Regions from separate parts of the Homo sapiens genome. Here region 1 is linked to region 2. Evidence: chromatin contacts called from ENCODE Hi-C or POLR2A ChIA-PET data. All regions are on one chromosome and are shown on one strand. Each heading gives the region's core, a stretch centred on a gene start or an enhancer-like site at or near the end of the contact. The rest is flanking DNA. Distances are from core to core; before and after follow the strand shown. Region 1 holds the start of NCR3LG1 (natural killer cell cytotoxicity receptor 3 ligand 1). Region 2 holds the start of PLEKHA7 (pleckstrin homology domain containing A7).

Region 1 (6,390 bases), core at 4-2,503, 340 kb before region 2:
GCTCTCCTCCACCTGCAGTGACTCGGGGCGCCCAGAGCGCGCCTCCGGGATTCCTACATTCCACCTCCACCACCCGGCACCCAGGAGCGTATTTTGGCCAGCCTAGTAAGGGTCAAGCAGCATCTTGTTGTTTAATTGCCATTCTTCTAGTTAGAAATGAGTTTAAATATCTCTACATACGCGTTTCAGCCTTTTAGTCTCCTGTTTAAGTTAACGCAGAACACGCCCATACGAGTTCCCAAAAAAGCAAGAGAACGTTTGAAGGTCACCACAAGATCAAAACACTCCCCTCCCTCTCTCAGTAAAGACCTAACTTAGCAAAGCCAGGAGGACCCACTGATATGCGGATGAATGATTTTTCCAATTTACCGATTCCCTGATTTTCTTCTCTCCTCCGGCCCCTCGGATGATGCGAGAGAGGCGCCAAATACCGAGGCACCAAACGCGCGACATCCAAGGAAGCACCGTTTCCGCTCTCACAGGTGTCGACCCTGCACAGGGCAGGCCTTCAATGTAAACCTGTTGCATCGGGGACTCCGCTTCTCACAAAGGAGGGACGCTTGAAAATAGAGCCCCCAGGCCGGGCGCGGGGGCTCACGCCTGTAATCCCCGCACTTTGGGAGGCCGAGGCGGCTGGATCACTAGGTCAAGGAGACCATCTTGGCTAACACTGTGAAACCCCGTCTCTACTAAAAGTACAAAAAATTAGCCGGGCATGGTGGCGGGCGCCTGTGGTCCCAGCTACTCGGGAGTCTGAGGCAGGAGAATGGCGTGAACCTGGGAGGCGGAGCTTGCAGTGAGCCGAGATCGCGCCACTTCACTCCAGCCTGGGAGACAGAGCGAGACTCCGTCTCAAAAAAAAAAAAAAAAAAAAAGGAGAAGAAATAGAAAAGAAAATAGAGCTCTCAGCCCCCAGGAAGTTGAGGTCCCCTGGCGGGATGCTAGGGAGCCGACCCGCGAGGACCCTCTGGCGCCAGGAGCCCCCGCCCCAGCCCACCCCAGCCGCCCCCTACCTTCGGTCGTCAGCGCCCACAGCAGAATCAGGAGCGCCGCGCACGTGGAGGCGGCAGCCCTCCACGTCATCGCCGCGGCTGCTGTTGTGTAATTTTTTTCGCCGAGTGGGAGCAGGCGGCCCGGTAGAAACCAAGGGCAGGGGGAGACCTCTGTTGCGTAAAGAGTTGACGGAGACACAGCCGGGATTTCCAGCCGGCGCTTTTGCACATCCCACTTCTTCAGATCCCTTCGGCAACTGCGAAGTCGCCTGGATTTCCCAGGTTCGCACTGCAGGAAGCCAGGCGCGTGACCAGCCCCACCCGCGCCGCACTTTAGCCCGGGGGCGGGCACCGGCCGGGGAATCCTCCCTCGCCTCCGCCCGCGGCACGAGGTTGCGCGGTTACAGCCCCGGTGCCTCTCGCGAGCGGCTCTGCGGTCCAGGACTCGGGGCATCCTCTGGGTTCGCTTAGTAAATTGAGACCGGGATCCAAGTGGCCCGGGGCGCTGCTCTAAGGAAGATGCTGACCGCAGTCGGTGATTGCGAGAGCAGGTGCACGCGTCCAGAGCGACATCTTACCGTTGGCGCGATAAACTTACATTACTTTAAAAACCAAAAACAACAAAAATTTAGCATTAAGTCGAAAGGCAAATTAAATCCCCAGGACAATTCAGTTAAACGCCTGAAGGTGGCCCTTAATTTCCCATTTCTACTAATCAAGAAGTGGCTTGCGACCTCCTGAAGCAAACCCAAATATTCTCATTCGGTGATTAAGTTTTACCACCTCTACACCAGTTTTTAAATCAATTTAACCGCAAAGTTCAGAACCCAAGTGGCACAGTAAATGTGTGTGCATTTATAACGCAGAACCTGCATTCTTTCCCCAGCAACCTGCATTCCATTTGTCTCATTGACCCTACTGCATTTTTCCTTCGCATCATTAAAAAGGATGTAATGTACAGAAAAGCACAGACAGACCTAAACTCCAATGCCAACCATGCCATCTGCTGATTATAAGACAGTGGGTAAGTGACCTCATATCCCCAGCCTGTTCACATGTCTCTAAAACTGAGAGAGTAAAAGCTTCCTTTCCAGGGTTAGAGACACTGTCACTGACTAAGCAAATAGTCACATTCTCACTTATCTGCAGAACAGAGTGCATACAGAAAGAGCTCAGAAGTGAAAGATGCGCAGAGTGCCCACAGTGGCAGCAACTAGCTGAGGGGCCTTCAGATCGCAGCCTTCCGGACCACCGTTATAACAGGTAGAGATATGCAAGGTTAAGTCCAGCTATTGAATTTTTAAAACCTAAATTACACCTCTTCTCAACCTCTGCCTCCTCCAAGGAGCCTTACCTGAGGAGACATCCTTGTCTGGTATTAGTGACATCATTAAATAACATTCCCAATGGAGGTATATGACGACTTCTTATACATGCCCAGAATAGTGATTCACAAAGTTGTGACACATACACATCACCCTGTAGAAATTATCAAATTACTCTTTTGGTAATTTTTACTGTTTTGGTAATTTTTTTGTACCCTTTTTACTCTAAAGGGTAAAACCGGCAGGTTTCTCTATTTATATTTCATTAGAATGAAAAGTCATTACCTGTGTTTTCGTTTTTACCAATATCATGTCTATTTGAACATCTTTTTTTTTTTTTTTTTTTTTTTTTTTTTTTTGGTGAGACAGAGTCTCGTTCTGTTGCCCAGGCTGGAGTGCAGTGGCGTGATCTCAGCTCACTGCAACCTCTGCCTCCCAGGTTCAAGAGATTATTGTGCCTCAGCTTCATCCTCCCAAGTAGCTGGGATTGCAGGTGCCTGCCACCACACCCAGCTAATTTTTGTATTTTTAGTAGAGACAGAGTTTCACCATGTTGGCCAGGCTGGTCTTGAACTCCTGACCTCAAGTGATCCGCCCACCTCGGCCTCCCAAAGTGCTGGGATCACAGGCGTGAGCCACCACACCCGGCCTGAACATGTCTTTTAATACTTTTGCCAACTTTCCATTCAACCCTAAAGCACACAGCAGATACCTCACGATGCTTCTCAAACAAAATAAGCATATATTCTCAGGAATTATTTATGGAAAACTCTGACTTTCTGTGTTCTTTATTGGTGCACAGCATTGAGACACGGTATTCAAATGCTGGTTGACACTGAGGTCATTTTTATGACACATTGCATCCAACTTGCTGTTGGAATATCACATACAATTTTGGAACCATATTGTAACACATATTGAAAATATCCAACAAGTAATCAGAATGGTAAATAAGGGACATTCACTCAAAGACATGTATCCAGGGACAGTATGGCAGAGACTGCTATTTGTCAACCAATATCTGTTTTCCCCTTTTTCCTTGAAAAAGGCCTCCAATATTTTCCTGGGCACAGGGATCAATAAAAGACTGCATTTCCTAATCATTCTGGAACTAAATGTGGCCATATGACCAAGTTCTGGCCAAAGTAATATAAATGGAAATGTTCTGTGTGACTTCTGGGAAATGTCCTTAAAGAGAAGGAAATGATCTTCTTTTCCCCTTCCTTCTTTCTGACAGCAGGATAGCAGATGTAATGCCTAGAGCTTGAGGAGACATCTTGCACCACAGTGTGGAAACCATGCACTAGGACAAAGGGACAGCAAAAGAGAAGGGTTCTGGGTCCCTGATGACTCGTGAAACCTCTACCAGCTTTAGAAGGACACCTCTGGACCTGTGGAACATAAGAAATAAAGTCAGTAAGCTACTCTTATTTAAAATGTTCTCATTTTCAGCAGAACCTAATCCTAATCACTACAAATGAGTAAAGGAGCTGAGCCCATTTTGTTTGGAGTAGCCTGGGGGTTTAAGAAATGGTACCAGTCTTGTAAGTCTCTGAAAAGCTAACACCTGTGTATGTGAGTACACATGTTAGGTGATGTTCTTGAAGGCAAAAGCAAGTTGGAGAGAGATTTTGGCTCAGTATAAGAAAAGCTTTCTGCTGGGCGCGGTGGCTCACACCTGTAATCCCAGCACTTTGGGAGGCCGAGGCGGGTGGATCACCTGAGGTCAGGAGTTCGAGACCAGCCTGGCCAACATGGTGAAACCCTGTCTCTACTAAAAATACAAAACTTAGCCAGGTGTGGTGGCAGACGCCTGTAATCCCAGCTACTCGGGAGGCTGAAGCAGGAGAATCACTTGAACCCGGGAAGCGGAGGTTGCAGTGAGCCGAGATCAATGCCGTTGCACTCCAGCCTGAGTGACAAGTGTAAGACTCTGTCTCAAAAAAAAAAAGGAAAGGAAAGCTTTTCTATTAAAGGAATGGGACATTTCAAGTTGCCCCTCAGCAACAATTTATTGAACTCTGCCAGGCACAATCTAGGAGTGACGAATTCAGCGATGGCTAAAGCACAGTCCTTAGCTTCAAAAAATCTGTCTAGGCCAGGTGTAGTGGCTTATGCCTGTAATCCCAGCACTTTGGGAAGCCAAGACAGGAGGATCACTTGAGCTCAGGAGTTTGGAATCAGCTTAGGCAACATAGTGAGGCCCCATCTCCACAAAAAAAATCAAGATATTAGCTGGGTGTGGTGGTGTCACCTATATTCCCAGCTATTTGAGAGGCTGAGGTGGGAGGGAGGATGGCTCAAGGCCAGGAGGTCATGGCTGCAGTGAGCCATGATTGCACCACTGCACTCCAGCCTGGGTGACAGAGTGAGACTCTGTCTCCAAAAAAAAAAAAAAAAAAAAAAAAAAAAAAAACACAAAAACAAACAAAAAACACCTCATTCTAGACCATTGTTGTTCCAAGTAGCTGTGCTGAAGGACTCTTTAAAAGTGTCCAACCTGGCCAGGCATGGTGGCTCACCCACTTTGGGAGGCAGAGGCAGGAGGACTGCTTGAGGGCAACAGTTCAAGACCAACTGGCCAACATAGCAAGATCCTGTCTCTATTATTTTTTCTTAATTCTAAAAAATAAAAGTAAAAATAAAAAATAAGTGTCCAACCCACGAAGAACTGTCATTTTGTGAAATAAAAATGAATTACTAGAGAAATGAAATAAAAAGACATAAAAATCCAAGCCCTCAATTTTTATTCTTAGATTCAAAAGACATAAAATTATTTTTGAATTGCTATAAAAGTTTCCAACAGCATGAGTAATGTTGGTTGGCCTTCTCACCATTAGGTAACAGCCAGGCATAGACCAGCACCAGTCACAGACCACACTGTGAGAAAGACCAGTCTAGACAAATGCAGATTGAGAGCCATTCTATAAAACAAATGACCTGTACTCTCAAAAAATGTAAATGTCATGAAAGACAAAATACAACTGAGGAGCTATTCCAGATCAAAGGAAATTAAAGAGACCTTACAACAAAATCCAACACACAAATCCTGGATCATGAAAAAATTATTATAAAGGACAGTATTGAGACAGTTGGTGAAATTTGAATACGGACTATGTGTTAGATTAATAGTATTGTAACAATGTTAAATTTCCCAAATTTGATAATTATATGATGGTTATGATTAAAAAAATATTTGTTCATAAGAGATGCTCACATATTTAGGGTAAGGGATCACAATGTTTGCAGCTTAATTCTGAAACGCTTCAGTCAAACAAAGAATTGGACAGAAAGAGTGAAAGCAAGGTATACTAGAATTTGTGAAAGGAAAATATTTTGGGTCCCCAAAATCACTAAGGAAAACTCAAGATGAAAAACTGCTTAGGGTAAACCTGTCTCCTGTTGCCCTGTTTCTATTCAGTCACTCCTCTGCTCACGGAGATAGATGCATATCTGACTTGCCTCCTTTGGAAAGGTAGAAACTCAAAATGGGAAACTCAAAAGAACGTAACCCTTTGTGTATCACCTGTGACCTGGAAGCTCCCACCGCACTTAGAGCCTTCCTGCCTTTGCTTCAGGTTGTCCTGCCTTTCCAGGCCAAACCAATGTACTTCTTACATATATTGATTGATGTCTCATGTCTCTCTAAATGTATAAAACCAAGCTGTGCCCCGACCACCTTGGGCACATGTCGTCAGGACTTTCTGAGGCTGTGTCATGGCTGTGTCCTCAACCTTGGCAAAATAAACTTTCTAAATTAACTGAGACCTGTCTCAAATTTTCGGGGTTCACAAATTCATTATACTATCGTTGCAATGATTTAATTTTTTTTCAAAATAACAAACACATAACAAAACTAAATGCAATGTGTGATCCCAGATTGGATCTTAGCGCAGAAAAAATTTATAGTAGGATAACTGGCAAAATTTGCAGATTAGTTTATAGAATTGTATCAATGTTAATTTCCTGATTGTAATACTTTTACTGTAGTTATATAACATGTTGATATTTGAGGAAGCTAGATGAAGGGCATATGGGAATTCTTTATACTATTTTTGCAAATTTTTTGTAAG
Region 2 (6,794 bases), core at 2,804-5,303:
CTGAGTTTTATTCCATGGTATAGATATATCACAGTTGTTTAACCATTTACCTATCATAGGACATTTGCTTATTTCCAGTTTTTCCCTATTACAAGTAAAGTTGCTGTGAATAATTATGTACAAGTTTTTATGTGGAAAAATGTTTCATTTTTCTGGGATAAATGCCTAGGAGTGTGAATACTGGGTTATATGGTAAGTAAGTGTTTAGTTTTTGGCTGGTCTCAGTGGCTTGCACCTGTAATCCCAGCACTTTGGGAGGCTGAGGTGGGTGAATCATTTGAGGTCAGGAATTCAAGACCAGCCTGGCCAACATGGTGAAACCCTGACTCTGCTAAAAACACAAAAATTAGCTGGGCTTGGTGGCATATGCCTGTGATTCCAGCTACTCGGGAGGCTGAGGCAGGAGAATTGCTTGAACCCAGGAGACAGAGGTTGCAGTGAGCTGAGATTGTGCTGCTGCACTCCAGCCTGGGTGACAGAGTGAGACTCTGGCTCAAAAAAAAAAAAGTTTCCTTTTTAAAGAAACTGCCAAACTATTCTTCAGAGTGGCTGTACCATTTTACATCCCACTAGCAATGTATGAGACATAAAGTTTCTCTGCATACTCTTTTGTCACTATTTTTTATTTTAGTTTCTAACATATAATTTTGAAAATCAGTGATAGGCATTGAGTTTTATTGATTACATATTTTGGCATTTATTGAGATAATTTCAGTGTGTCTCTTATTGGACCTATTAATGAATTGTATTATTCTATGTATCTATATGTATATGTTTTAAATGATAAAAAGATCAAACAGTATGAAAGGGGAAACAAGGTAAAGTAAATCTCGTACCATTCCTATTAGAGTTTCCCTCCTCAGAGGCAATCACTTTACCTGATTCTTGACAGTGTAGGGACTATATCTGTATGTTAACAGTAGCATATCACATGCACAGTACTGTAGCCTGCCTTTTCACTTTATTTATTTATTTATTTAGAGATGATGTCTTGCTCTGTCACCCAGAATAGAGTGTAGTGGCCCAATCATAGCTCATTGAAGCCTCAACTTCCAGGGCTCAAGTGATCCTCCCACCTCAGCCTCCCAAGTAGCTGTAACTATAGGTATGCGCCCCATGCCTGGCTAATGTATCTTTTGTAGAGATGGAGTTTTGCCATGTTGCCCAGGCTGGTCTTGAATTCCTGGACTCAAGCCATCCTCATGTTTCAGCCTCCCAAAGTACTGGGATTATAGGTACAAGCCACTGCATCTGGCCCATTTAATATCTTACAGACCATTCTATATCAGTACGTAGGGATCTATTCTCATTCTTTTTTACAGCTTGCATAGCATTCTGTTTTTGTTGTTGTTGTTGTTGAGGAATGTGCCAGTTTAATCAACCAGGTCTTTTTTGATAGACATTAAGGTTATTTCCAGTTCTTTGTAATTACTGACAATGCTGCAGTGAATACTCTAGTACACTGGAATTTGTGCCCCATGTAAGCACTAATGTAGGATAAATTCCTGACATGAAATTGCTAGGTCAAGACATTGAGGTTGGAATAGCTGTGCCAAATTGCCTTCGAAGAGGCTCAAACATTTTAAAGTCCCATCAACAATGAACAAGAATGTCTTTCTCTACAATATCTTTTCTTTCTTTCTTTTATGAGACAGAGTTTCACTCTGTCACCCAGGCTGGAGTGCAGTGGCGTGATCTCTGCTCACTGAAACCTCCACCTCTAGGGTTCAAGTGATTCTCCTGCCTCAGCCTCCCAAGTAGCTGGGATTACAGGCATGCACCACCATGCCCAGTTAATTTTTGTGTTTTTAGTAGAGACAAGGTTTCACCATGTTGGCCAGGCTGGTCTCGAATTGCTGATCTCAAGCGATCCACCCGCCTCAGCCTCCCAAAGTGCTGGGATTACAGGCGTGAGCCACCACGCCTGGCCAATATCTTTTCTAATTTATCTTTTCCAATCTGACATCTAAAAAAATAGTATTTCACCGTAAGTTGCAGTTCTTCTATTATGAAGTGGCTCAGTATCTTTTCATTTGCTTAAAAGTTATCTGTATTACTTTTCTATTAACTGTGGGTTCATACCCTTTGCCCATTTAATGTATTATTTAAAATCAATGTTTAGCTAGCAAAACACCGCTTTCCTATTTTCATTTGCTCAACAACCTCCTCAGAGGCAGGAGGTTCCTTCAGACAGGTGTCCCCCGTCCTCTGCAACCAGTTACCTCTTCTAACTCATAAATGCCTCCTTCCCCAACACCACTGTCTGTTCCCAAGGAAGGGCCCCTTTATGGTCTCATCAACATCTCACAGCCCTCCCAAAATTATGTGCATGCTCTCCCATCCCTCCCCTCTGGAGTGCTCTTTTCCCAGTCAAACCTAACCAGTCCTTCAGGGTCCAGCCTAATTCCACCTGTTTGGGCACCTTTCTGAATAACTAGTGCTCACATTGCATACAGTCTCACTTTCAGGCGCGCCTCCTCCCATCAATCAGAGCCTATGTCCCGAGAAGGCTGGGCCTGACAACAGCTGGAGCCCAGCTGCTGCTCTGTCTTTGCTCAGTGTGTGTGTGTGTGTGTGTGTGTGTGTGTGGCCGGGAGTCTGAGTGTGGAGTATGTTTCATTCACTCATCCTGCAGTTTTTTTTTTTAGACTGAGTCTCGCTGTTGCACAGGTTGCAGGGCAGCGGCGCGATCTCGGCTCACTGCAACCTCTGCCTCCCTGGTTCAAGCGATTTTCCCGCCTCAGCCTCCTGAGTAGCTGGGATTACAGGCGCCCGCCACCACGCCCGGCTAGCTTTTGTATTTTTTTGGTAGAGACGGGGTTTCACCATGTTGGCCAGGCTGGAATAGAACTCCTGACCTCAAGTGATTCACCCGCCTCGGCCTCCAAGAGTGCTGGGATTACAGGCCTGAGCCACCGTGCCCCACCCCATCCTACAGTTATTGAATGCGTAATGCATACATGAGTCAGGTGCTGTTCCAGGCATTGGAGACCAGGCAGTGTATGAGGTAGATCAAAGCCCCTTCTCTCATCCAGCTGACATGTTGGAACTAATATACAACAAACAAGACAAACACAAATATCAATTAAATGTAAACAAGTAATGAAATAGCGAGGGAAGGAGGGGAAGGATTTTCTTTGCAGAGGGCTCAGGGAGGGCTCCCCGAGGAGATAAGATAGGAGTAAAGACCCGAATATGAGAGGGTGCCGCCACTGCAAAGAGCTTTGCAGGGCCCCCTAGAGGCCCCGCCTGGCCACCGCTCTTCCAGAGATGGACGTGCTGCCGAGCCCTCAAAACCCCTTTTTTCTGTTACTTGACAGAAACTGAAGGCAAGAGCTTGCGATCCCTGCAACCTCAGTGGTGTGTGGCGGTAACCCTGCTCCCTCCTGTTTCACATCCCAGCTGAAAACTTGGGAAAATGAAATCGCGCTCGGCCTGCCGTTGATAGAGCACCTACTACATGCCATGGTCCGGTTAAGCACTTTATGCGATTGTTACTTCATTTAATCTACACAACAATCCCGTGTGGACTCGATTAACCTTACAGGGGAAGAGAAGGAGGCTGGGAATATGGCAGGAACCTGAGTGTTAACTTGGTTCACACACAAGCGGAGTTCCCGGGTCGGGAAGTTCTGTGGTGCGGGTCGGCTGGGGTTTACTGAGCGTTCGGGCGCTCGCCGTTTTCGGAGTTGGTCGGGTCCAACCGCGCGCCCCGAAGCTGCCCAGGCGCGCCCGCCAGCGGCCCCCGCCAGCGGCCCCCCGCGCCGCCCGGGTCTCCCGGCCTCGGGGGCAAAGGGGAGCGCCGGTGCCAGCAGGCTGGGGGCGGGGAAGGCTCGGGGACAAAGGCCGCGGGCACTGCGCTGGGTTGGCCGGAGCGGCTGCGAACTCCGGGCGCCAGGACCCGGCCGGGCGGTCGCTCCCTCAGGAGCCCGCGCCTGGATGGAGCGCCTCGCGGCGCCGCCGGGCCACGCGCAGGCCGAGCCCCCGCCACCGCCCCCGCCTCCGCCCCTGCCCGCGCCCCCGCCCCCTCCCCCCCACCCCGCGGCGGCTCCGCGCTCGGCGAACATGGCGGCGGCGACGGTCGGGCGGGACACTTTACCTGAGCATTGGTCCTACGGGGTGTGCCGGGATGGCCGCGTCTTCTTCATCAAGTGCGGCGCGAGGACCCGGGGACGCGGGGACGCGGGTGGGGGCGCGGGGGCGGGGGCCGGGCGGGCACCCGGCGGGCTGTGGCGGCGCTAACAGGTGCACCTCTCTGCCCGCAGTGACCAGCTCCGCTGCACGACCTGGCTGCATCCGCGCACCGGGGAGCCCGTCAACTCGGGCCACATGATCCGCTCAGGTGGGCGCCGGGCCGGCGGGTGGGGGGCGCGCGCAGCGGCGGCCCAAGTTTGACCCGACTTTTCTGGCGTTTCCGCAGACCTGCCCCGCGGCTGGGAGGAGGGCTTCACGGAGGAGGGCGCCAGCTACTTCATCGAGTGAGTGAGTGGGGCCGCCGCGCTCGCACCTGTGCCGCGGGGGGGGGGTCCCTCCCCGTTCCCGCCGGGCGCCCCGCCCTTCCTCTGCTCCCGCCGGCCCGGGCTCGTTGGCGCGCGCTGCGCCGCGGCCACACTCAACGTTTTGTGTGCCCAAGTTGTTTGGCGGCCTCCGAGAGGAAGGCGGTGGGGGCCGCACCTACGCTGGGGACCTGGGCCGGGGGGGAAGAGGCCGCAGACTCTGCGCCCTGGACCTTGCAATCCGGCTGGATTCGGGTGCTGGTGTGCGGGCTGGGCACGCCTCCCCTCTAGGGTCTGGGGCTGCGCCCCGCCGGGAGAGGCGAGTGCCGGGACCTGGATGGGCTCGGGTGGGAGGAGTAGAACGAGAAGTTCTGTCCTGGTGTGGGCCTGCGGGGTTGGAGTGGGGAGAGGGAGAGACTAGGGGAATCTCGCTTAGGAGGACGCCCCCTCTCCCGCCGCAGGCTCTGGGATGGTCTTGGAGAGTCGGAACCTCGCCCCCGGCCTCCATCCACTGCGCGGGCCTGCGGGGAGGGAGGGGGTGGGGAAGGGAACTGGTCAACCAATGACTTTCCTCGAGCGCTCCGCGTCTCTTCGGCCGGAGCTGAACCGGGGGATTGCTGGTGCTTCCGTTAGTCCACGGGCGACTTTTCCGCAAAAGCCCCGGAGTGTTGGCGCACCAGCCAGGTTACCCTGGGTCTGTAGGATCAGTCCATGTCAGATTGGGGCGCAGTAAGTGAAGGCGCGGGTCAGGCTCCTATGCCAGTACAGGCTTTGCTTTCCCACTCCGGCGGGAGTCTGTGTTGCAGCGTGTTTCCCTCTGCCTGCTGAGCTCCGGGAGGCCAGACACTGCCTTTGACCCCTTGCCCCAGTGCCGGACAGCAAGTAGGCACTCGGTAAATGTTTGTTCACTGAATGAATCAGCTCGCCAAAGGTCTGGACGGTGGTCTGACTAGTACTGACTGGGTGTACCTCGGCGACTGTGAGTCAGAACTACTACTGTTAGGAATAAAGCAGCCTATTTCAAGAAAACCCCGGAACCTCCTTTTCTGGTTTGGGTTCTTGCATAATAGTTGAAAATACTGATGGGTGAGATTTACAGACCTAAGGACTAGGGCCTTGCTGCGGTTCTATTGCCCTGCCTCATATGTGTGTATGTGAAGTTGGGGAGTTGGCTGGGGCCATCAGAGTCTTGCTGTCAGTGGGCCTCTCTGGCTCATAACTGCATCAGTTGATGTTATTACAATTTTCCTGTGTGCCACACGTTCACACGTTGTTCTAGGCATTGGGAACAAAAAACAGAAAAGTTCTAGGTGCTCATGGAGCTTGCAATCTAATAGGAGAGGGAAGGGAGTAGAAAATAAGTAAAAAACACAAATAATAATATCAGATCGTGGTTACTACTGTGCAGAAAGTTAAAATAAGGTGATGTGACATGGAGTGACTGGGTGGCTTGGTTGTACTGGGAGATCGGGATGGTGTTTCTGAATAGGCAACATTTAAAGTAAAATTTGAATGACAAGAAGGAGACATCATGTGATGATGAGTTGGCAAAGCATTTCGGGAAGAGCGAACAGCCAGGGCAAGGGCTTAAGGCAGAAAAGAGCTTGGAGTTTAAGGAGCAGGAAGGCTGGAATGTGGTGCACAAGGGAGAAAGTGGCATGAGGAGAGGTCACAGGTAGGAGAAAGGTAAATGCCGCAAAGCTTTGTGAGCCGGGGTGAGGAATTTTCATACTTTATTCTAAGCCCAGTGAAACGTCATTGGAGGGTTTTAAGCAGGGAAATGGCATGATTTGGTGTGTGTTTTTAGAACGATCACTGTGAGGAGATTGGATTGTAGGTGGCCACTGCAGGGGGAGGCAGGAGAGCAGCTGAGGCTGTTGCCCTCTTCCAGGCAGGAGTTAGAAGTGGCTTGCCTGAGGGTGGTAGCACAGTAGACAGGGAGTAGTGGTCACATTCAGGCTGTGTTTAGGAAATAGGCTCTTCACACCTTCATGATGGACTGAATAGTCTGTGGGAGAAAGAGAAGAGGCAAAGATGACTCCTCAGGGCTTGGGCACCTGAGTGGATAGCATTCATATCGTTGAGATGGGAAGAGCCGGTTTGGGGTGGAGGAGAATCATGAGATCTTGTTTTGCCATCTTACATTTGAGATATGAGTATGTCAGATAGTGTGATCTGAAGCTTGGTGGGGAGAGAGGACAGAAGAGACCCATTGGGTATAATAGATGTTATTCAAGGCCATGGGATTAGATGAAATCCCCTAGGAAGAGAGTACAGACAGAAGAGAGATGTTCTGAG

The links. Hi-C counts contacts between places; a loop is a spot of excess contacts on that map. ChIA-PET counts read pairs that join two places held with the same protein, here RNA polymerase II (POLR2A). Pooled maps may share reads with other maps.
Region 1: a pooled map shows a loop between it and region 2 (4-fold over the local background). The contact joins the promoter of NCR3LG1 here to the promoter of PLEKHA7 in region 2. A Hi-C loop is called at or near these places in 7 of 50 pooled maps. POLR2A ChIA-PET finds 5 or more read pairs at or near these places in 2 of 52 experiments (Caco-2 and MCF 10A).

The regions. Positions count from the first base shown.
Region 1 is chr11:17,346,663-17,353,052 of GRCh38, reverse strand. It overlaps NCR3LG1 (natural killer cell cytotoxicity receptor 3 ligand 1), which reads right to left and starts at 1,253. Exons shown (of 5, transcript NM_001202439.3): 1 at 1,014-1,253. The coding sequence starts at 1,083. LOC105376576 (a long non-coding RNA gene) reads left to right here and starts at 1,187. Exons shown (of 3, transcript XR_931094.3): 1 at 1,187-1,274; 2 at 1,879-2,016; 3 at 2,142-2,240. It also overlaps a transcript of NUCB2 not described here. RefSeq lists enhancers at 112-713, 714-1,315 and a silencer at 1,312-1,431.
Region 2 is chr11:17,011,673-17,018,466 of GRCh38, reverse strand. PLEKHA7 (pleckstrin homology domain containing A7) reads left to right here and starts at 4,053. Exons shown (of 27, transcript NM_001329630.2): 1 at 4,053-4,151; 2 at 4,266-4,342; 3 at 4,421-4,478. The coding sequence starts at 4,066. RefSeq lists a silencer at 5,351-5,645 and an enhancer at 5,530-6,291.